Regions from separate parts of the Homo sapiens genome. Here region 1 is linked to region 2. The links are chromatin loops, found by intact Hi-C in ENCODE. Cell type or tissue: PC-9. All regions are shown on one strand. Each heading gives the region's core, and the rest is flanking DNA. Links, peaks and the distances in the headings are about the cores only. Region 1 has its middle 140 kb from the start of SPMIP3. Region 2 has its middle 110 kb from the start of ZBTB18.

Region 1 (12,597 bases), core at 2,437-10,436, 50 kb after region 2:
AGGTCATAATTATAAAAGCTAATATTCATCATGAAGACTTACTCCATGGCAGAGACTGTTTAAGCATTTCATGTTCAATCTTCTTAACAACCCTATGAAATTCATACCACCAGTATCTCCATTTACTGGAAGAAACAAAAGTTCTCAGCGGTTAAGTAACCTGCCGAATGTTCCCAGCTGGTAGGGAATACAGCCAAGACCCACATGCAGGCAGTCTGCTTCTAGCTTCCCTAAGAGTTAGCAAATCCAAGAGTGGAAACCTTGGAGATATAATAGAGTCAGTTGCTGTGAATTAAGCCAATTCTTACATTTTGTCTCCCAGTTAACCCAAAGCTTCTCTTACAGAGTCTAAAACAACCCTACTTTCAGATAGCCCAACAGTAAAATTATGGACCCCTAAGCTAAATGTTCAGTAATAGATTTCTCTAGGCCAGGCATGGTGGCTCATGCCTTTAATCCCAGCACTTTGGGAGGCCAAGGCAGGAGAATCACTTAAGGTGAGGACTTCAGACCAGCCTTGGCAACATAGCAAGACCCTATCTCTAAAAAAAAAAAGAAAGAAAGAAAAGTTCTCTCTAAACAGATAACTGACAAAAATCTGTTATGACAAAAAGGCTAGAGAAACTTAAAACTGGAAGTAAAAGAGACTTTGAAGTCTTTGAAGGTGAATCAAAAAGGAAAAATGCTGTAAACACAGGGAGAGTTTGCCAACTGAGACCAAAGTGCAGGAAGGTCAGCTGGAAAGCTGTACAGAGGAGTCAGGCGTTCAACAAACAATTGGATTAGATGATTTCTAAGGACCTTCCTAAACCCTCAGAAGCCATTATTCAGGGGGTAATTCCATATATATTACTTTAAGTTCTAGGGTACATGTGCACAACGTGCAGGTTTGTTACATATGTATACGTGTGCCATGTTGGTGTGCTGCACCCATTAACTCGTCATAAAACACTTGGACACAGGAAGGGGAACATCACACACCGGGGCCTGTTGTGGGGTGAGGGGAGTGGGGAGGGATGGCATTAGGAGATATACCTAGCGTAATTCCATTTTTTAAACTCCCAGCCTCAATGCTTTCAGTTTCATGAACTAAGTCGCAGCAGGTCAACACAGTGTTGTGCTTCCACCTGCCTCCTGAGCATTTCCACATCCAAACTCCACTGTGCCTCAGTCTCTCTGCACCCAAATCCCAACACGCTGGCTCCACCGCCCCCTGTTTCCGTGTGCCTTCTCTCAGTTCATGGTCTCACCAGCCCCAGTCACCCGGACTTGATGCTCAGCATCCTCCTCCATTCCTCTCACCTCCTCAGACTTCACATCCAACTGGTCAACTAGTGCCTTCAATGAGTGTATCAACATCAAAGATGTCTTCCCTCTTTTCCTATCCCACTGCTGCCTGAATGGTGTAAGTAGCTCATACTACCATATTTACTGTGGACGAAAGAGACAAAGATGAGAGTCATAGTCTTTCCCCTCAAATAACTCACAGCCTGGTAAAGGAGGTGGGCACATAAACACATAACTCAAGATATTGTGGGAAGAGGCAGAATGGAAGTAAAGCAAATTTACAGTAGATCAAGATGTTCAAGGCACCTCATAACCCCTCACCTAGACCCAAAAGGCTCTTAGTCCACATGCCTTCCCTACTGTACCTCTGTCCAATCCATTCCTCACACGGCCAACATAATAATCTTCCTCTTTGTATGCCACTTAGTGCTCAGGAGCTTTAGGAAGCTTACACTTGTCGGTGGGGAGGTCAGCGCTAAGAGCAGATTTCTGAGTTATGGTATATATCACTTGTGGTTGAAATAATGGGAGCTTATGAGCTTGTTCAGAGAAAGCATCCGGAGTGAGAAGAGAAAACATGAGGATGAAACCCTGGGAAACAATGGCATTGTAAGACTGAGAGAAGAGTCAGTAAGAGCCTCTAAAAGAATATTCACAAGCTGGGATGGAAACCAGACAGGAGAAAGAATCCAGGGATCATAGTGTAACAAGAAGTCGAAAACAATCGGTAGCATCGAATGCTGCTAAGATTTAAGCAAGAGGAGAACTGAAGACAGGCTCCTGACTGCCTATTGATTAGTGAATGTTTAGCATTTCAGTTGATTGGAAGGATTAGAAATCAGGCTTCAAGCCAGGCATGGTGGCACATGCATGTTGTCCCAGCTACTTGGGAGGCTGAGGCGGGAGGATCGCTTGTGCCTAGGAGTTGGAGCCTAGCCAGGGCAACATAGTGAGAACTCCGTCTCCAAAAAATAATCTCTAAAAAGTAAAAACTAATTTTTGAAAATTAAAAAAAGGTTTTTAAAAGAAATCAGGCTTCGTCGGTTTGAGATTTGAGCGTGAGGTACAGGAAGGCAGCAAGAAACATAATTTCCTCTTTTAAGAAGGTTGGGAATGAAAGGGATATATTTAAAGCACTCTGTCTTGTATTAAATTTATTTGAGCCCTTAGTGATTTGAGCCCTTGGCGTTTGTTTTTGCTTTTTTTTAATTTTAACTTTTTTTTTTTTAGAGACAGGGTCTCACTCTGTCACCCAGACTAGGGTGCAGTGACACAATCATAGCTCACTGTAACACCCAACTCCTGGGCTCAAGAGATCCTCCAGCCTCAGCCTCCCAAGAAGCTAGGACTACAAGTACACACCACCATGCTAGACTAATTTTTTTATTTGGCTATGTTCCCCGGACTGGTCTCGAATTCCTGGCCTCAAGCAATGCTCCTGCCTTGGACTGCCAAAATGCTGGGATACAGGCAGGAGCCACCACACCTCACCTAGTGTTGGTTTTAAATGCTGAGGGCAGAGACTTCCTCTTTCTCTTTATATCCTTACCCCCACCCCCACCCCGTGGTGACCAGCAGTGTTCAATACATGTGTGTTTATTTACTTGTGGGTGCTTGGAAACAATTTCTTCCGTCAATGATTTTAAACATTGTTCATCGGGGCTTTTTTTTTTTTTTTTTTTGTCCTGTTAATCTGTATTCTCTAAGAAGAAACAGGTAACTAAATAGACAAAGATAAACGTTCATAGATTCACATCTGAGCTATCACAAATTCTGAACTTATAATAGCCCAAATTAAGATTTATTTTTGTAATTTTGACAGTCCACAAACCCATAACATAAATCAATAAGAGAACAGGATTTGCATCACAACTCACAGCATCATAAAACAGCTTATAAACAACTTTGATGGGAATCCCTATTACATAAAGAAATGTTCCCCCGGCCTGCCTTCTCGGGCCAGATATTGGAATGAACTTTATGTTTGATTGTACTTCCCAGAACCTGACATTCTCTTTAGGATCAGGGTTATGATTCTTTCCAACACTAGACCCCAAGCCGCCGCATTGGCTCTGAACACAAAACCATTTCCAACGTGTAACGCAAAGGAGATTTCGTGTGCACTGTTTGCACAGACGAAACGCTCATTTCCTATGAAAATATCACAGGTTCCCATCCTAGCCACTCTTCTCCAGCAGCCCTCCCTTAGGTGAGCCCCAGGATATTCTGGAAGTCTCTTTATTCGTAAGGCTGGCATCACCGCCTGTGTCTGCGAAGTGTTCACCAAATCCAAGCGGGTGGAGAAGCACCGATTCTCTGTAGCAGGCCTGAACCTTGCCAGATCCTTTCAACATCCCCTGAGCCTTTCCAAAATGGAGGGCTCGCCCGGCCTGCTCGGAGCCAGCGTCGGTCAAGCCCGGTCTGCTCTGCTGAGACTTGGCACACCACGCCTGGGGCGCTGCGGCTCCCGGCCCAGCCCACCGTGCCAGCCCCTCCGCAGCGGCCTCCAACACCCGGACTCTGCGCACACAGGCCCTGGGTACTGGCGGGCCTGGGTCTCCCTGGGGCCCTGGAGGCAGAAAGCAAGCACTCATTGAAACACAGGATCAGCTGCTCCCATTACTCAGGGACAGAGCGGAAGCTAAGGAACTTGACAGCGGATATGGGAGCCAAGTGGGAATTCCACCCATGGCGCCCTCTACCTTCTGCAGGCTTCAGTGCAGGTCAGGAAGCACCTCTGCGCATCCACAGGGTTCAGTGTTACCTAAACCCAGAGCGTCCCATTGGCGGGAAAGTCATCTTGCGTGTCTCTTTTATGTTCTAAATGCTGCCCTGTTGTTCTGAAACATGAGTTAACCACTCACCAGAAAAACACCTCAACACACACGCTTGCAAGCACTAAGGTTCCTAATCAAGCCAAATTCCTTCCTTAGCCAGTCTTGGGAAAAGAAGTGTTAAAGAGAGACACCATCCACACCTAGCCTCTCTAGGGGGTGCTGAAGTTTTTTACTGACATATAAAAAAGGTAATTACTTGAATTCATTGGAACTTAAAGTGGCTTGCTCCGGCTCCGTCTCCGCCAAAGAGGCACTTAGTCATTTCTTCTCTTGTCCATCATAACAGGCACTGCGTCCAAGATATTGCCCAACTCAAATCCTGTAATTCCCTCTAAGTCTATCATAACCTTCCAAAATAAGCTTGTTAGTTTAAAATAGCCTTGTAAATAGCACTCACCAACTCACACAAAGCAAATAATGATTTATACCTGAAAAAAAGGAAAACCGTCAGCATTTGGCTCATCCTACAGGAAAAAAAATGATGTATTTGTGGGCCACTGTTTTAGCAATATTTACTTGAAAACCTAACTTTTCATTTTTTTATTGCAAGAATGAAACATGACTATTAGGGAAATTTTAGAAAATACAGCTAAGAAATAAAATAAAATAAATAAACTATAATCCCATGCTGGAGATGCAGCTTATGCTAACATTTTGATTTGTACTCTTCCAGGTCATTCTTTCTCAAATTCATCCTCAAAATGGGATTGTAGTGCTCACCATCCTTTTTTGAGAGGCCGTTTTAGAGAGTGAAATCTGTGTCAAGAAATAACTGAGCACGCTGGGCAGTTTTAGCCACTGAAACCCAACCAGCCTCGTGGAGTGTCAGGTCATACTCATTGGGTTCAAATCATAATAGCTTCATTGGGTGTTCGGCCACATTTTAATTCCATGTCATGGTTCTGGGCAATGGGAGGGAGCAGGGGATGGGGGAGCCAAGAGGACTTACTGTAAGTCAACATGTTTGTTGATCCTGGAACAGTAGCTGAGCCAGAGGACAGGGACGCCTTGCAGGGCAGACAGACAAAGAGTGGGGAGATGGTGCCACCACACAGAAGGGTAGGCTCTATTCTCAGGCGGACAGACCCTGGGGAGTCTCTCCATCTGCGGAGAGGACAGTGGTCAATGCCTCATGCTCTGCAAGGCTTTGGGTCTGTCAGAAGAGGACCCTCCCCCAGCAGGAGACTTGTTTATTTGGCATTTAACCAAAAGCATTAGGGCTCCTTTCAGAAATATTTGGTCAGGGGCCAATTATTTTAGCATATACTGCAGAGAAAGGAGGTCAATTTAAAGAAAGTTTAGATAAAACAACAGCAGACACAACAAAGCAGCCCTTTAAGGGGCAAAGATGTGGGTGCAGTGTTTCTAGGGAAGGGACACTGACCCCATTCCCTTGAATATGGACAAAGAAGCTCATCAAAGAAGCTCACCAAACCCAGTCATTCATAAGCATGAAAGAGGCCCTCATGCTTCTGCACCCTGGCCAGGAACCAAAGACTCCATCAGCTTTGACACAATCAGTCCTATTAATATGGAGAGGCCTTAGGATTGGAACAAATTCTTCTGGGCAGTCAACTTGCCTTAAACGATCTGCCAAAGCCCATCCCAGTGTTGTTCGTACACAGCTGAAAAATATCAAGACTTTAAGAGGGGAAAAGGAGGAGGGAAATGGAGCCCACATTTCCTGAGCTCTTGCGAACTATGGAGCATTCCACATTACCTCGTGTTGCCTTCCCGGTAGTCTCAGTATTATTGTTCCCATTTCACAAATGAGAAAGCTGAGGTTCTGATGGTTTAAGGGACTTGCCCAAGGTCCCCCAACAATGTGTCAGAGTTAGCACTCAAAGCCCTGTGCGTGGGTTCTGCAAGTCATCTTTGGAACCTCTAAGCTATTCTGCTCCCAATCTCCTTTTTAGCGTTCTTTGTTTACCATTGATCCTTTCCCCCTTTTCATCAGAAGAATAATCCGTTTCTATGGGGCATTATAATGAATGGGGAATCTTGATTTTTCATAGACTTCCTTCAGGAAAGAACCAGAAGTTGAGATGAGGGTGACCCTCACATAGATGGAAACTTTTGTATTCCTCTGTTTTAGCTTAATTAACAAAGAAGCACATTGCACATTTAACATTTAATATTTATTAAATGTCATTATTATTTGTCATTTAATAGTTATCTAATACTTAGCCAGTCCTCCAGAGACACAAATGGAGTGTCAAGAACAAAAAAGCAGGAAAGAGAAAGTGAAGACAGTGGATAAGACATTCAAAGTTTGAGGGAGGGCCATGCTTGGTGGCTCACTCCTGTAATCCCAGCACTTTGGGAGGCCGAGGTGGGCAGGTCACTTGAGGCCAGGAGTTCAAGACCAGCCTGGCCAACGTGGTGAAACCCCGTCTCTACTAAAAATACAAAAATTAGCCGAGCATGGTGGTGGGCACCTGTAGTCCCAGCCACTCGAGAGGCTGAGGCAGGAAAATTGCTTGAACCTGGGAGGTGGAGGTTGCAGTGAGCTGAGATCGTGCCACTGCACTCCAGCCTGGGTGACAGAGTGAGACCCTGTCTCAAAAAAGAAAAAAAATATATAAAACCCAAAGAACAAGAAAAAAGTTTGAGGGAGAAGATAAAGTTTGTCATCCTGCGCATTCTTAAATACTGTTCTTCCTATGCCCGAAGCATTACCCAATAATGCAGTTCCCTTCGAGTGAAAAAGCAATGCTTCCCTGGGCAGGGGGTTGGCCACAGAGCACACTGCATGGGAGACCCCTGCCCACAGGACACAGATTCCAACTGTGGTTTTCCAGGGGTGGGACCGATGGCCCTGAGCCATCTGTGCTCTCCCGGCAGGACCCCACTAGGTTTCACCGTGACAGCTGAGCCGGGCTAAGATTGCAGCCTTCGGCACTCTGGAAAAAAACAGCTGCTGAGGTTCCTTTGCTTTGCTGGCCTGGTCTCCACTGGCCAATGGGACATTAAGGCCTTTGTTATTCACGCAGCAGTTGGAATCTCTGGCCATTTAAGGAAGGAAGCCGCAAGGTAATCCAGCCCTGGCTGTGCCATCAACGAGTGACTCACTCATTTCTGCCATGTGAACTGTAGATGACCCGGGTCCTTCCTCGGACGTGGTCTACAGCCTGCACTCAATTAAACTTAATGGATTCCTGAGGAATATGTGCGGTCTATATATTAAGTCAAATTAAGCCTCATGCACCATAAACCATGCTCTCTGTTTGTTTTGATAACATTAGTGAATAGGAAGGAAAAAAGTTCAGGTCTGGGAAAAGAGCAAGAATGTGGCCACACTGGTTTACCCCAAAGGGAATCCAAGCCAGTGCCTGCCTGGTACCCTTGGAGGGCTGAGGGTTTCATCCCAGGGGCACACTGGGCTGTGAAGGGCTAGGGGAATAGCATAGAGGAGAGCATGGTGCTTGGAGTGAGGAGGCACCGGATTCAATCCCTGCTATGCCACTTGCTAGCCATGTAACCCTGGGGAGCTGACTAACGTCTCCTGGCCTTAGTCCCTTCATCTGTGGAATGGTCCTTCCAAACTTCATAAAGTTGGTGTGAGCATAAAATAAGAAAAGTGTTATATTCGTTTATTTGCATTGCTATAAAGGAATACATAAGACTGGTAATTTATAAAGAAAAGAGGTGCCGGGCACAGTGGCTCACGCCTGTAATCCCAGCACTTTGTGAGGCTGAGACGGGTGAATCACGAGGTCAGGAGTTCAAGACCAGCCTGGCCAACATGGTGAAACCTCGTCTCTACTAAAAATACAAAAAATTAGTGGGCATCATGGCAGGCACCTGTAATCCCACCTACTGGGGAGGCTGAGGCAGGAGAATCACTTGAACCCGGGAGGCAGAGCTTGCAGTGAGCCGAGATCACACCACTGCACTCCAGCCTGGGTGACAGAGTGAGACTCCGTCTCAAAAGAAAACAAAGAAAAAAGAAAAAGAAAAGTTTATATGGCTCGGGTTCTGCAGGCTGTGCAAGCATGGCACCAGCATCTGCTTGGCCTCTGGTGAGGCCTCAGGGAGCTTCCAGTCATGGCAGAAGGAAAAATTGCCATGCGTGTCACATGGTAAGAAAGGGAGCAAGAGGCGGAGGAGGAGGAGCCGGGCTCCTTTAAACAGCCGGATCTCACGTGAACTGGGAAGAGTGGGAACTCACTCATCACCAAGAGGATGGCACCAAGCCATTCACGAGGGATCCATCTCCACGACCCAAACACCTCCCATCAGGCCCCACCTCCAACACTGAAAAATTACATTTTAACCTGAGATTCAGAGGTGACAGACATCCAAACTATATCAAGTGTTTAGCACAGTTTGTAGCAAGGGCGCATAGTAAGAACCAATAAAAGATGGGAATGTACATATGTTTTTATTCAGCTATATGTGCACACATATATGTGTACTAATGCATATGTATATCTATATATGTAAATGCATATATCCATACCTATACATATAGGTGTATGTATATGTACTGTATATAAGTGAATATGTGTATAAATATATGTATATATCGTATACATATATGCATGTAAGTATATATATTTGTGTGTGGCTATATATATACATAATTATGTATCAGCCTTTGTATATATATTGGACCACAAGTTGCAGAGAGCCTAGGCAAGGTTGGCAGAAGGGACACAGTCCTCGGAAAGCTGTGGGCAGAGGAAGGGGTGTGACCCCAGGTGCCCAAGCCTACCTGGGCAGTATAAAGAGCTTTCTCTTCGAGGCCTGCCGTGGTCTGAGGAAGGGAAGCCAGTGTTATCAGGTGGGTCCCTTATCAGAGAAGGGCTGTCCTTTCATGTTGTTTTTGCTGTTTCTAAAAACAGAAACCAGAGGCTATAACTGCTGCAAAGACTCTTAAGTTTCTTCATCTGTGGAATGGTCCATCTGTCCTTCATAAAGTTGGCATGAGAATAAGATAGGTAAAGTGTTGTATTCGTGCATTTGTGTTGCTATGAAGGAATATGTAGGACTTGTAATTTACAAAGAAAAGAGGTTTACATGGCTCATGGTTCTGCAGGCTGCGCAAGCATGGCACCAGCATCTGAATCCAAAGACTTTTTTTTTTTTTGAGATGGAGTCTCGCTCTGTCACCCAAGCTGGAGTGCAGTAGCACGATCTCGGCTCACTGCAACCTCCGCCTCCAGGGTTCACGCCATTCTCCTGCCTCAGCCTCCCGAGCAGCTGGCGCCCGCCACCACGCCTGGCTAATTTTTTTGTATTTTTAGTAGAGACAGGGTTTCACTGTGTTAGCCAGGATGGTCTCAATCTCCTACCTTTGTGATCCGCCCACCTCGGCCTCCCAGAGTGCTGGGATTACAGGTGTGAGCCACCACGCCCAGCCCTGAATCCAAAGACTTTTTAAAGGGAGAGCCAGTGGCTAAAGTGCCACAAGAAACAATGTCAGTAAGTCACACTTGTGTCCTCCAAGTCTCAGGGTAGAAGAAAGGATCAGGCAGCGGTGTGGTGCCTGAGAGAGGAGGTGTCTGCGTGCAGGCCCGGGACAGGTCGTGAGCTGAGGAATGCCACCATGGCAGATGCCTGCTTTTCTGGGCCTTCCTGTTGCTGACTGGGGCAGTTCTGTTCCCAGGCCCTCAGGAGGGAAGAAGCGTAAATCTAAGGAGCTGAAGGATGGAGGAGTGATGGAGGAGCACAGGACATGTTTTTCTGTACAGCAATCCTCAGGGGCTGCTTCTTCCTCCTTCTTGTCTTGGCCTGGAATCCAAGAGCAGGCTCTGGAAGCATGATGCCTGGTAAAAGGGGACGAGAATGAGTGAACAGGACATCATAGTTCAAACAGCCACTCTGCTCTAACTCGGGAAGGGACTTCACATCCCTGAGCTCCAGCAACCCTCGGTTTCCTCCTTTGACAATGAGGACAAGTGTATTGAACCTCCCAGGGCTTTTGTGAGGATCCAGTATGACTGCGTGTACACACATGGTGGGGCCTTAGAAGTCAATACAACGTTGCACACGTGCACCTCTTTCAGGGATTTACACACTCTAGGGACTCCTGCAAGTTGGCTCATATTTTTGCCCCCAACTCAGTGGTGACATTAAAAAGCATGAAAGGAGCACATCTCAGGCCTGTAATAAACAGGCTAAGAATGCTGGAGCCGCAGGCTAGGGTCTGTCAGTGCCCTGCTGGAGAGGGAGTCCCCGCCTTTGGGCCAGGACACCAGTGGGCAGGAGGTTCTAGTTGTTACGGGGTGAGTGAGTACAGAAACTCAAAAAGGTTTTCAAAATCAATTTTGTTTTACTTTGAGTTTGACATTGGAATGATTCCAAAAAGATCTGGAGCTTAGATGTGGGCTGGATGTTGGTAGCAAGAATGTCCAATAATACATGTTCTTACATAATGTAAAAGTCTATGCCATCCAGCACTTTCAGCAGCATGTGGGCAGGTGCAGGTGGGAGAGGAGTTTGGGAAGCAGCACAGAATATCTCAGCACCAGGAAGACTGAAAAGGAGGGCAGCAGGCATGCTGAGACACCAGCATCTTCACACCGGCCCTCCTTCACACCTGGTTACTAGACAGTTCCCAGTAAGGATGTTCATCTCCCTCCGGTCAATAGTTCTTCACCAAATAATCAAAATCAAATAAATCAAAGCCCTGTTGCACATCCATAATCTTTGTTTTCCTACTTTGCTTTCCAGTCACAGAGTTTGGGGAGTTGGCCCATCTCTTTCTAGCCCTTTTGTCAACAGGGTGGCTTTGGAATCCGTCCTCTCGGCTCTCCTCACCCAGGGGTGGTGCTGACCCTGCCCTGAAGGAGGAACCCTTGGCAGCACGGGGTGGAAAGACTCCAGTGTGGCTGGAATGAACCAAGGGACAGATCCCAGGAGACTGTGTGGCTATTGACTCTCCTGCCAATTGTCTGGAGGGAGAAGCACAAAGCGCCCACTGTGAGAGGTGCCTATCAGGCCACGCCAATCAGTGAGTGGACGACACTGTGTGCTTTTGTGATCTGGAAGCTGAATGTGGCAGGGGCGGGGAGGAGCTGGGAGACGAAATCTCGCCAGCCTCAGGGCCTGGGCGCTGGGGAATGTACGATGTAAATGCTGTCTCCCAGCCTCTGCCCCACATCAAGTAACTGGCTTCTTTGAGATTCTTTGTCAAATTAAGGAGAGAGGCCAGAGGGAGGATGTGAGAAACAGCATCTCTATAGAAAAAAATGAAATGCTATCTCACCTGCAGAATTGCACTCGTGGAGCAGACAGAAGATGCCGCCAAGAAGAAAAAGGGAAAAAGAGAGAAGCTCTTGTTTCCAAACTTGTTCATCTCTCGTTATCAAAAGAGTTTCTGTGTTTCCAGCGGCGTTTCCCAGGAAAATGGAAATTCAGAAAGAATTGTGTCAGTCTTGGTATAGAGTGAAATATTCCTGACAAATCCAGCTTGAAGGGAGAAGGCCCGAGGCTCCCTCCCAGATCCAGGACTTCCCTCCAGGGTCCCCAGACAGGTGTCCAACCCATTTTCTTGGATTGCAACAAGCAGGCACCAACTTGGGAGATGGAGATCACGAGTGAAAGAATACACTCAAATGTGCAGTTCCTGGGACCCACGAGTTGAGCTCTTCTAGGAGAGGGTTGCTGCGTTTCTCCCTGGACCCATGAGGTCCTTTCTGGGGCCACTTACGCTGGTCTGCCTTGCCTGGGGGTGATGTTTATTCCATTAGCCCCTCTAAATGTCAAATTTCTTGACAGCAGGGACTTAAGCATTTGGGGGTTCTCTGAAGTTCTAAGCTCAGAACCTTGTAAATGACTGACACTCAAAACATGTGTTAAATGAAAAAAAAAAGGACTGGAAATATATGACAGAAATAGCCTCCTTGCTGCTCTCCTGCCCATCTTGCATGTGACCATGGCATGACTGAGTGAGTGAAAAATCAATCAGAGCCTGAGACATAGTTAACAGAAAGGTTTTGCAGTCCTTCACCTGGTCCCCAGGGTTTGTAGGTGTTTCCTTAGGGTTAAAGTGCTGCAATGTGAAAAAGCCAAGTTAAAAGACAAGGGGCTCCAGTGCCAGGCCCAGTGCTGGGGAAATTGGGTTTGCCCTGAGGGTGAGGAAGGGAAGGAGGAGGAGACACATCTACTTCTGGGAATAGGGGCAGGAGTGGGCAGGGATGGGCTAGGGAAGCATCACCCCCAGGAGAAATGGTTCCTCTGGTGCCCAGCCCAGGAGGAAGAGCTCACCAAGCATCTAGAGTCCAAGGCTCCCTACACTGCAACCAAGGAAGGAAAGAAGGTGCTGGCTCCCGGCTCGTGGCAGCAATGGGTGGGGGAAGCATCACTCCTACTGGGGACCCTACCGACACAGAGAGGAGCCTGAATCACTGCACTCCTTAACCAGTGATCCACTGTCTGCAGGGACTGGTGGCAGGACCCAGGGGTTTGTGTAGAGAGTGGAGGAGGACACAGAACTGCTGTGATTTCCTGCGACCCTCTGCATCTT
Region 2 (12,597 bases), core at 2,668-10,667:
CATTCACCTGTTGATGGACAGGTTATTTCCACCTTTTGGTTGTTGTGAATAATGCTGCTGTACCTGTTTGCTTTTTGAGGATAAACAGCTTAGATCTAACTGGCACTGAAGATATCTGTTTAGGACACTGAGGGTTTTGGGGACATTTTTACCGTAATTCTAAGTACCCAGAGTCCTTGGGTGTATGCAGTTGCCTACTAAATCAACTTCGTACTGCCTTAAATTTCAAAAATTACTTTTAAGAAATCAGAGTACACTATATAATTTGTATCAAGATGTATTGTTACCAGAAAGGGGTCCAGATCCAGACCTCAGGAGAGGGTTCTTAGATCTCACACAAGAAAGAATCCTGGGCAAATCCATAAAGTGAAAGCAAGTTTATTTAAAAAGTAAAGGAATAAAGAATGGTGATTCCATAGGCAGAGCAGAGACATGGGCTCCTCAGTTAGGAACACTTACAGTTACTTCTTGATTATATGCTAAACAAGGGGTGGATTATTCATGAGTTTGCTGGGAAAGGGGTGGGCAATTCCCAGAACTGAGGGTTCTTCCCCTTTTAGACCATATAGGGTAACTTGCTGATGTTGCCATGGCATTGGTTAACTGTCATGGTGCTGGCGGGAGAGTCTCTTAGAGTGCTACTGCATTGTAATTAGGGTACAATGAGCAGTGAGGATGACCAGAGGTCACATTCATTGCCATCTTGGTTTTGGTAGGTTTTGACCCGCTTCTTCACCACAAACTGTTTTATCAGCAAGGTTTTTGTGGCCTGTATCTTGTGCCAGTCTCCTATCTCATCCTGTGGCTTAGAATGCCTTAACCTCCAGGGAATGCAGCCCAGTAGGCCTCAGCCTTATTTTATTCAGCACCTATTCAAGATGGAGTCACTCTGGCTCAGGCCTCTGACAGTATTAGTTACAATCTCACAATACCATGACTTTTAGATGGACCCAATAGCATAACAAGTAATATCCAGACATCAGACATAGGCCTAGAATGTTTTACAGAATAGCCAATTTGTACTGAAGCCATTGTTTCGGTAAAAATATCTAATTTTTTGAATGAATTACAGTTTGTCATGCTGTGGCCTCCATTGTGCATTCTGTGGTAGTTGTAATAGCACATCAGAGATGAATACAAGTTCATTTTTTATTATCGAAATTAAAAATAACCAGCTTTATCAATAGAAATTATACGTCTTTCAGGTGGAGTCATCAATAAGAAAAGTCGCTATTTGTTTTTTGGTTTTGTTTTTGTTTTTGAGACACAGTCTCACTCTGTCGCCCTGTCTGGAGTGCAGTGGTGCGATCTCAGCTCACTGCAACCTCCGCCTCCTGGGTTCAAATGATTTCCTTGCCTCAGCCTCCCAAGTAGCTGGGATTACAGGTGCCCACCACCACGCCTGGCTAATTTTGGTATTTTTTGTAGTGAAGGGGTTTCACCATGTTGGCCAGGCTGGTCTCCAACTCCTGCCCTCAAGTAATCCACCTGCCTTGGCCTCCCAAAGTGCTAGGATTACAGGCGTGAGCCACCGCACCCGGCCACTATTTGTTAATGCAGGGATTTTCTTCTCTAAAGCCACATCAGCTTTCATCTTTAATAAGTACATAGGTAATTTTGTCACATTTCTATCTACCTTGTCTACCTCCTCCCTCTCTCCTTCCCACCCTTCTTCTTCTCCTTCTCCTCCAGTCCTGCACTCCCAGCAAGTGGGAAGCAAAGTTTGTTTGCTGTGACTCTTATCTACCTGTAACTCTCCTTGTCCAAGAGATGTAGACACATCTGAGGCTCATTCAAAGTCAGAACTGTACTTGAAGGAGTTCTTTCCTGGGTTCCAGTCTAGGACAAGTTTCTCTTGGTAAGAAACCGGGCAGTGTTGTTAGCAGTCTGTAACCTCAGGCCCATTGCGGGTATATGGACCTTGGTTGAAATGCAGCAAAATCTGTTTTGCAGACAACACACAATTGCTGAAGGTGGTGAAATAGGGATAGTGGGTTTTCAGGCATGTACTTTACCTGTTAGTTTAGGGAGCTGAAGGCAAAACATGTTACACCTCTGTCTCCCTGGTGCCAACAACGGCCTGGCACAGTGCTGTGAATCCCTGTGTCCTGGGATTAGCAGCATGGTGCATTTGGGCTTGGAGACAAACAAGGCCAGAAATATCCAGAATAGAGGCCTTATTCTAATGCTGTCTAATTTGGAAGTCACGATTTTCATCCAAATTCAGAGTGAGAAGTCCTGTATTCCCAGCTCTGTGCCCAGATGCTGGGCCGTCGCTTCTCCATCCTCCTGGCTCTGCCCTGTGGAGTAGAGTTGTGTCTTCATACCTGACATTATTGAATGCTGGGATGTTCCAGGCACTAGTTCACAGCACTTCAAAATAATTCCACAGGGAAGTTATATTATTTTCATACCTAATTTTACCAAAGAGGAAACCAAAGCTTGGCCAGATGGACATACCTGTGGTTACCCAGATCACGGAGGGCAAAGGTGAAACCCAAGGCAGGTGTGTGTGACTCCAGAGCCTGCTATTCCAAAGGATCTGCTTGGTGGTGGCCGGGGCACCATCGTTGTGGCTCGTTGTAGATTAAAGGCCATTAGGAAAGGCTGTGCAAGTGTCTTTGAAACTGCGGACGCTGGTCAGATGCAACCTCTGGTTCCACTGTGCCCCTCCCCGAAATCTTTACCCCCACGTGGATGTCCCCCGAGTCTGAATGAAATGACAACCTACTTGGCAGAGACTCAGTTGATTTGGTCTTATGCCAGCACATAACTGGCCTCAGTTCTTGTCAGAGGAATGCTTGTCTTTGCAAGTTTTTTTGGTCCTGAGGACTTCCTAGTGGCCTGTCATCCCTGATAGAATTCTTGGGGTGCAAGGCATCCCTGTTAGTTCTGTGAAGGAATCCACACTGTGTAGGCCCTGTCAGCCCTCACTCCCTCCAGTGTCTGACACATCATGTTTCTTGAACATAGAGGTTCCTCGTTCTAGAAGCCACCTAATAGGCAGTAGGAAATAATCAAATAAAAAAAAGGCTGGATGTCCAGTTGAATGGAGCTCTTGGACTGAGAGAAACTGTACTTCTTAGAGCAGAAAAAAAATGCATAAACTTACTTGACTTCAAAGTCCTTTTCCTCGCTCTGCCTCCAAACCTGTGCTGGCGCCTGAGAGACCGAAATGGACGGTGTAGTCGTCATACTCAGTCTTCCTGCCTGCTCATCTACTTGGACTATGGAGTTAAAAAACCAGGAAGGACTGAAACCCACAAAAACCTCACCACACTCTTTCTAGTGCTGAGTAGTCTTAACTATGGAGTAATGAGGAGATGGGCACAAAAACTGTTTCTTTGAGCTCACTTCCTACAGCATAGACTGTCGAGGATTTTGTGCTTGCCTGTGTGTGAGTGTTTCTAAAACAGGGACAATGACGTTATTATTGTCTGATATTTGCATTCCACATACTAAAGTCAGTGACTTTGTCTCTTCTGATTGTTGGAAAGCTACTCCCACCAAGGTTAAGTGCAGTCCTTTGACCTGTAGCATTGTGGGTGGCCTGAGTGGGGACCGTGACCCAAGGTTTGCAGAAGGTGAAGGAATAAATAGGAAGGTAGGGGCCTTTGCTGAACTTAAGCTCAAAGCCCTCCAAAAAGAGGCCTCTGACGCATATTTCTTCCTTGGTTGATTAAGCATGGACAGGGGATTTATGGGAAAATGTGTGGCAACCAAGCAGCCATTTTCCATTTTTTCCTACCTATGGCCATGGCACAAGAATGGAGTGGGAGCAGGGATGTCCATAAATAGTCTGGCTTTGGTTTAACAGAGACAATTCCTTTCACAATCACAGCTTTAGCATGTGCTAAAAATGACAATGCCATCCAGTGTCAATTGTTCCAGGGAGACCCTTCATTCCTAGTTACAGCAATAAAACCGCTGGTGGGTGGTCGCTGCTACTGGTTGTCTTCATTATCATTTCATTGTGCTTATGTGAGGCCCGGTGCACTTTGGAACTCTCAGGCATCTTTAAAGCCTTTCATGCATTGGAGTGGCTTGACATTCATATTTATATATCTTGCTTGCATGGCAGCAGAATCGCTATTCTTAGGGTCCTCATCTTTTGTGCATTCAAGGTCACACCCCACTTACGTGGGAACTGTAATATACCCTGAGAACTTCAAGCATTGTAACTCAAATCTGCAATCCAGAGTCCTCTTGGGTGCTTAAAGCTCTGCCTCTTGATTCATAGTCAAAGTGAAGCCTAGAATAAGCTTGTTGAATTAAGATAATTTGTGTTTACTTTAGAAACTTTAACAGGTTTACCTTGGAAACTTTTGAAGTTTTGTCATCTTTAAGACATATCCCTCAATGTTGCATTTCTAAGCAAATGTCTGCTTGTCTAAATCAGAAACCTGGACATCACACCCAACTCTTTTTCCCTCAGTCTCTCTATATAGTGAGTCATCCATTGTGTTCAATTCTATTGATGAAGCATCGTTTGATCTCCCACCTTCATCCTCATCCTAAACCTCTAGCCTTGCTGCTCTCTGATCTGTCATCTATACTGATGTTACCGGAAAGGGTTCCCAATCCAGACCCCAAGAGAGGATTCTTGGATCTCACGCAAGAAAGAATTCAGGGCCAGTCTACAGAGTAAAGTGAAAGCAAGTTTATTAGGAAAGTAGAGGAATAAAGAATGGCTACTCCACAGACAGAGCTGCCCGAGGGTTGCTGGTCACCCATTTTTATGGTTATTTCTTGATGATATGCTAAACAAGGGGTGGAGTATTCATGCCTCCCCTTTTTTGACCATATAGGGTAACTTCCTGACGTTGCCATGGCATTTGTGAACTGTCATGGCGCTGGTGGGAGTGTAGCAGTGAGGACGACCAGAGTTGCTCTCGTCGCCATCTTGGTTTTGGTGGGTTTTGGCCAGTTTCTTTACTGCAGGCTGTTTTATAAGCAAGGTCTTTATGACCTGTATCTTGTGCCAATCTCCTATTTCATCCTGTGACATCAAATGGCTAACCATCTGGGAATGCAGCCCAGTAGGTCTCAGCCTCATTTTACCCCACCCCTATTCAAGATGGAGTTGCTCTGGTTCAAATGCCTCTGACACTGATGCCAGAGTCAATTTTCTGCAATATAAGCCTAATTATGCTGGGTTCCCCACGGCCTTCAGAGTAAATGGCAACATCCTTAGTAGCCTAGAAGAATCTTCATTGCTTGGTTTCTACCTCCCTCAGTTTCTCCCAGAGGCCCACACCCATGTTCCCTACAGCCAGGTGTCCAAAAGGGCCTTATTCCCTGACACATCCCATCCTCAGCCTCAGTTCCTCCTTATTTGGGAGTGCATTTTTTCCTCCTCTTCTCTTAGCTAACTTCTATTTCTTCATGAAAACTCACCTTAAGTATGTTCTGCTCCCAACACCTTTCCTTTTGGAGCCCACCAGGGCTGAATTCGGCGCCCCTCCTCTACCCTGATCTGTGACCCTTGACATGCTCTGTACTCTGCCCAGCCGGTGTGGCCCCCGGATTGCCATTGTGGATTTGCTGGTCTCTGTTTCTCATGGACCGTGAAGTCCTAGAGAGTGGGAACAGTCTCTTTTCTTTCTCTGCCTCCCTAGAGATTCCATAAGGCTGACCCACAGAGAATGGGTAAGTTATTGTTGGACACATATCAGATAAATGCTGCTAAATTACACATGAAATGATCCTTCAAGGTGGTAGTATAGATCAAGAGTCTGAACCCAGTAGAGTAATAAAATAGCTTCTTGTTATCACTTGAAATTATATAAGCAACAACTGAAATTCTAACCAGGAGCTCTGAGCGCTGCCGTTGGGAGGATTCCTGCTAGGGACATCTCACTGCTTCTGATGGCTTAGGATTTGTTGGGCCACTGTTTCCCTGGGCACATGTTGGTTTATTTGCTTGCTTTTATGGTTCGTTTGCCATTTCCCTCATAAGGAGATGAGCCGTGCATCAGGATCTTTCCTTTCTCCAAGGCCATCAATGATTCACGTGAGAATTTCATACCACATGGCAGAATCGTTCACATTAGAGTCCTCCACAGGCCAAAAGGAAATAGTATATTCAGGGCTCATCCTTTGCATAGAAAGAACTCTGTTCACCAAGGCATTTTAAACCTGGGATTTAATCAGTTACTTTGCGAAAACTGAAATGATGTCCTTCCCCCATTTCTGAGAGCGAATTTGAGATTAGGCTGGGTGATATATCATGAGAAAAAAAGAACAGAATGAATGGGGATGGCCTGAAGCTCAGGTGGGTAATTTCCCAGCATCTTCCCCATGCTGCTCCCTGGGGCTTCCCAGGTAAACTGTGCACTGGCTTCCAGCAGCCTTTCCCTGGTCTCTAGGTGGCCTTTGTTTAAGCATTACATGGATGTTTGCAAGATTATTCAAGTGATTTCCCACAATTTATTTCAAGCATTTACTGTAGGTGGCTTCAGAATTTTAAGTAGCATGTAAACTACAGACCACCTGCCTCAATGCACCATATCCAGCATCGGTTTTATATCCTAACAAGACGGGATAAGGCACAGTTCTTGAACTGCTGCCAACTCTCCAGAAAGGCACTGGGTACATCGGAAATGCCTTCCGGGGGCCTCCTAGCACTGTCCGGAGCATTTGTCCTTCAGAGCCTGGCCCCAGACCTGTTCCTCTCCCCATAGCTGGGTTCACCAAAGGCACTTCCTGATAACTGTTCCAGGACTCAACAATCAAAAATGAAAAAAATCAGAGAATGTTTTAAAGCCCAAGGATATAAAGTACTAAGACTCTTCTAAAACCTGATTGTCCTTCTCCAGTGTGGTAAGCAGGCTCTGACTCACTTCCCTCCTAGATAGGATTTCCTCCTGTGTATACTCCCAGAGCTAAGAGATTCTTCGAATGCCTTTGCCATTACCCGCATTTCTTCAGTTTGCATCTCTGAATATTCTTAGGCTGTGCTGAAGGTGTTTCTAGCCACATGACACTATCTTCATCGCTTTTGGCATTATCCATATTGGCCTCTCCTCTGGGGTGGTCCCTGGGGATTGGTGGCCCCTCACCTTACATAGGTGTCACTGGGCATGGATATGGTTGTCTCATGTCTAGGGTGCTCCATGGTCAGAGCAGAGCTCCCACATCCCAGGCAGGTCTGGAGCAACCCCCAAAACAGAGCGGGCTCTTGTGCCTTCAGGAGGTATCAATGACATCTACTGTCAGTCTGAACAAAAAGCTACCCTTTGGAAAGAGAGCAAACCAAATTCATACGAGCTCACAGAACTCTCTCCACTAATCATGCACTTTGATTAAGTGTTCTCACATGATCAATGCTGAGTGAAACTTTAGACCCTACTAAAGCCTCTCAAAGACGCAGTCCCTGTGCTCCAAACACCTGTTCTTGCTAATGAATCATCGTGAAATGCAAAATCAATCCTATGCAGATACATTGATGGCCTCTTAATATTTTTACCCTAGCCTTGTAGGGCAGTGCATTGGGTGCTTTTTGATGTTTTCATGAGTTTGAGTATTGCTAATGCTGATCATTACATTAAAGAGGAGCATTCATTGGATTAAACCTTACAACGTTTTTGTGTGGTAGATGGGAAGAAACATAATCTTAGCTTTTAGCCTGTGAGGTATTATAATCTCACATTACCATTGAGGGAGATAAGGAGCAAACATAAAAAGCCAAACAAACAAATGCTATCATTTCAGGTACTTCTAAGTACACTGAGGAGATAAAATAGGGCCCTTATATAAGACAGGGAACCTGGGGACTGGGATGGAAGACAGGGCACTGCTTAATCAACAGAGTGAGGAAGGCATGCGTCTCTAAGGAGATGCCAGAATGAGAGGCAGGGGCCACACAAATTCCTGGGGAAAGAGTGCCCCAAACAGCAGGATAGCAGGTGCAATGGTGTTAAGATAAAAATGGCTGTGGCTAAATGGACAGTATGACTGTAGTGCAGAGGGCGAAAGGGAGAAGGGTCCCTAGTTAGGTGAGAGGAGAAGGCAGGAGCCAGAACACGGAGGCCATTTCAAATTTTATTTTAAGCATCATTGAAAGACATCAGCAAAGTTTAGGCAGGGGAGTGATATCATCTGATTTATGCTTTAGAAAAATCACTGTATCTGCCCTGTGTAAGATGGACTGTAGGATGCAATGAGGAGATGAGAACAGGTTAGGAGCAACAGTTCATAGGAGAAATGATGGGACCTGGGACCTGGTTGTTGCAGTTGAGGTGGTGAGCATTGGTCAGCTTGGGGATGTACTTTGCAAGTAGTGTTGACAGGATGTACTCATGGATTGGGTGTAGACTCCAAGGGAAGGAGAAGAATCAGTAACAACTCCAAGGGTTTTAGTCTGAGCAATTGGGTGGACAATGATGCCACATACTGAAAAGGGGAAAGCTCAGTTGGGATGGGAAGAAGTGATCTGAGGGCAGAAAAAGATGAAGGTTTCAGCATTGACACTGTTGGTTGTGGGGTGCCTCACTTAGTCATCTAAGCAAGGATGCTTAGATGAGTATGTGAATCTGGAGCTCAAAGGCATGTCAGGGCTGGATAAATAAATGTGATGGTCAACAGCAAGGAAATATGTCTTAAATCTATGGGACTGGATGAGATCATCTTGGAAGGATGTAGATAGATTAGAAAGTCAAGAATGGAGTCTTAGGATACCCCAACATTTAGAGAAAAGTGACAAGGAGGCGCCATTAGGAGAGCTGAACACAGAGCCAGTGACGTAGAATAAGAACAGCTTCCACCTGAGAGAGCCGCAGGGCCAGGAGGTCCTTACAGCGCCTCCAGGGGTCAAAGAGCAGGGAGGGAGTGGATGGGAGCTTTCAGATGGGGAAAGAGGAGAGAAGAGGCAAGTTTCTCAGTGTCTACTAGACCATCTCGGTGGAGTAGCTGGGGCATACTCTGACCTTTTTCTCCAGTCTCATCGGGGCTGTCTATCTGGGAGATACAAACCTTCACAACACTCCACAGTGTTGCTTGCTCCACTTTGCTTGTGTGTGTGGGTTCTGGGACTAGGGACCAGCAGTGCCAGTCCCCTCAACTCACCATCAAGATGAAACATCAGGATATCAAATGGCCCTGAGAGGTTTTTCATTATAAACCATGCCACAGGCTGTCTACAAAATGCTGTAATGTGAAACTCAACATACTATTAAAAACCCAACCAAGGCCGTCATCAAGGAAGAGAAACATCCAGTGGGATGCTGGAGCTCTGACAGCCACCTCTCTGACCAGACCCCTTTCTGAGAACTGATTCTAATCACCATAACTCAAATATCACATTTTCCAAGAATTCCATATAAAAAAGAAGAAACCCAGAACCTATTAGGTTTGAGGTTAGGAAGTTGAATGTTCTAGATGGTTCTGGGCCTATCTAGCAAAGGAGACACGTCATTTTTCAAAACCATCCCCCCTTATTGTTTTGTACAGTTTTGTTTTGTTTTGTTTTGAGAGAGGGTCTCGCACTGTCACCCAGGCTGGAGTGCGGTACTGCAATCATGGTTCACTGCAGCCTCGACTTCCTGGGCTGAAGCCATCCTCCTACCTCAGCCTCCTGAGTAGCTGGGACTATAGGTGCACCACTACACATGGCTAATTTTTCTTTTTATTTATAAAAATTATTTAAAATAGTATTTATTTATATTTTGTAGGGACAAGGTTTCTCCATATTACCAAGGCTGGTCTCAAACTCCCGGGCTCAAGCAATCCCCTCATCTTGGCCTCCCAAAGCACTGAGATTACAGGCATGAGCCACCGCACCAGGCATGTAGTATTTTTGTTAGAATGGTAATAGTCACAGCTCAAGCCTAAATGAGGAATCTCAAGGTCATCGTGCCTGGATTCTAATGTCTGTGATAATAATGATGTGAAACTAGCTACATTTCATTGATAAGTTGTCATGACAAGTCCAGAAGATCTTAAACTGACATAACATTTTCAACGGACAGAAGAAACCAAGTGGCAGAATTTTTGAGGAAGCATTTATTCCTAGGAGGAGTATACAAAGTGTTAGTATAAGGGAAATAGTTTATTCTATTTTTTGTAGCAAAATACTGTAAAAATATTATACTAATACTGATATTAGTAAAAAATGGACTTCAAATGAAAGTGATTTCAATAGTATAATTGAGCATATATACATAATTAGATCTGTTTTCTCAGTTAAACCGATGGATACATTCAGACAAATGACCAATTTAGTCAAACATTTAACCAAAAAGAAAATAAAATGAATTTCTAGTTGTTTGAGTGAAAGTATTTGGTTAATTGAGTCCAAACAAGCACATCATCATGGTGGAAGTATCTGCTTGCTCAATAAAGATAAAAAAATGTTAGTTTACATTAATTAGATTAGATTTATTTAGACTAATGAGTGGGAGTTTGATGATGTTGAATGTCAGCTTACTAGTACAAACTTCTGCTACTATAGAAAGCGATAGGATATCAGAACTGGGAACCAATGTAAAAGTAATGGGCACTTGACATTTGTAATGATTTTTTAAAAAGAAGAGTTCATGAAGCTAATTAAGTAATGTGATCTGAGAACAGTGTTCTTCTGCCCAAGGTTACCATGGGTATGAAAATCTAAGAGAGCTCAGATGACAAGACAAACGCCATATTGCCTGTTTCCCCCATGAGTTAGTCATGTTTCTGTGGCAGTGGTGGGATCTTATAGTTCTTTTGTGTTTTTTGTCACATGTGCAAGAATAACAAGAGTAAATATTCGTAAGAACCCTTTGCTACATCTGGGTCTATTAGAACTTAATTTTCTCAATCTCTCTGGAAGTTTACAGCTCGAGTAAATAGATAACTTTGGTGAGTAAAAGGGGTATGAAATCTACCATTTGATAAATTCAGGGGAAGAAATTATTTTCCATGTTCCACAGGTAAATTTCAAACATAAGAGCATTTAAGAAGCCATTGGAATTTAGGAGTGAGGTAAAAACCTGTGTGAGCACGTCTAGGGAAACCCAGCTTTTGGGGATTTGAAATAGAATTGCTTTTTTTTTTTTTTTCCTGAGACAGAGTCTCACCCTGTTGCCCAGGCTGGAGAGCAGTGGCACTATCTTGGCTCACTGCAGCCTCCGCCTCTTGGGTTCAAGCGATTCTCCTGCCTCAGCCTCCTGAGTAGCTGGGACTATAGGCGCACACCACCATGCTTGGCTAATTTTTTTGTATTTTTGGTAGAGACAGGGTTTCACCATGTTGGCCAGGATGGTCTCTATCTCCTTACCTCGTGATCCGCCCACCTCAGCCTCCCAAAGTGCTGGGATTACAGGCATGAGCCACCGCGCCCGGCCTCATTTATCACTCTTAATTGCACAAAAAGGTATTATAAGCCTTGATTACCTGAGATTGTTGTCTGAGTTCTTCCTGTTTTCTTAGAGATATCTGCCATAGTATTTTTTTCAATCCCAAATAGAGCTTGTGAAGGAACTTTGTTCACTTAAATGACATGTAAGGCTTTGATATCTGAATGCAGCTTTGACCTCATGGGCTCAAGTGATCCTCCCACCTCAGCCTCCTGAGTAGCTCGGACCACAGGCACAAGCCACTGTGCTCAGACAATTTTTTAAATTTTTTGTAGAGACAAGGTCTCACTACATTGCCCAGGCTGGCCTCAAACTCCTGGACTCAAGTGATCCTCTCACCTCAGACTCCTAAAGTGCTGGAATTATAGGCGTGAGCCACCGTGCCTGGCCTGAATGTATTTGTATCATCATCTCTTTCTTATTTGAAGGCATACAGAAACAATAAAGTAATGGTTGTCTATTCCAGTTTGGTTGCATAGCATGAAGAGGCAGCAAGCCTACCCAAATGAGACATATACAGGTTGAAATCCTACGGTTTCTTCACCTATTAAATGGGGAAGATAATCCCTAAGTCAGAGGTTATGGTGAAGATCACCTAAGATAAAGCATGCCCAGTCCCCTAACACATAGTTAAGTGTTTAATAAATGTTAATAGCATCATTATGATCTAAAACCAACTTATGTTCTATTATAACAACCTTCTAATGGGTTCCCTGCTTCTATTCTTACTCCTCTACCCAGTAGTCAAAGTGACCTTTTTTAAACATATAAATTAATCTTGTAGTTCCCCTACTTAAAACTACCAATGGCTTCTCATTGCTGTTAGAATCAACTCCAAGTCTTTTCCCGTGAGCCACAATGATGCAGCAAGCGCTATGTGACCTAGCCCCTGCCGAGCTCTCCATCAGGGTCCTTACCGCTCTTCTCCTAGAGCTCTAGTGGCATATCTAATGTCTTTTCGCACCTCAAATGTGCAAAGACTATTCCCCAATACTGCCTTTGCCTTGGCTACTTCCTCTTCTAGGCCTTCCTAGATCATAGCTGGATCTTTTCTGTAGTTTCAGTCTTAGATCTAATGTCATTTCCTTGAGTGATCCTTCCCAATCAATCTCTTCCTCCACCCCCAGCATGACTGAGGCATAACTGACAAATCAAAATTATATATATATATATTCAAGGTATATAATGTGATATTTTGATATATGCATACATTGTGAAATGATTGCCACAATCAAGCGAATGAATGTATCACCTCACACAGTTA

What was found. Hi-C counts contacts between places; a loop is a spot of excess contacts. Peaks named below come from ENCODE experiments on the same cell type or tissue, not always from the same donor. Only the 100,000 strongest peaks of a DNase experiment are listed, where the experiment ranks them.
Region 1: it touches region 2 in a loop (7-fold over the local background); 11 of 110 quality-filtered maps call a loop at or near these places.

What each region holds. Positions count from the first base shown.
Region 1 is chr1:244,207,340-244,219,936 of GRCh38, forward strand. No RefSeq gene overlaps it. Among named protein-coding and RNA genes, the nearest start is that of SPMIP3, 140 kb to the right of the region's middle. In PC-9, for the core only: a CTCF peak has its summit at 4,003; a DNase peak (open chromatin) is centred at 7,222; H3K4me3 peaks cover 332 bases; H3K27ac peaks cover 2,700 bases.
Region 2 is chr1:244,157,352-244,169,948 of GRCh38, forward strand. No RefSeq gene overlaps it. Among named protein-coding and RNA genes, the nearest start is that of ZBTB18, 110 kb to the left of the region's middle. In PC-9, for the core only: no CTCF peak of the experiment used is centred there; DNase peaks (open chromatin) are centred at 5,940 and 6,820; H3K4me3 peaks cover 471 bases; H3K27ac peaks cover 3,682 bases.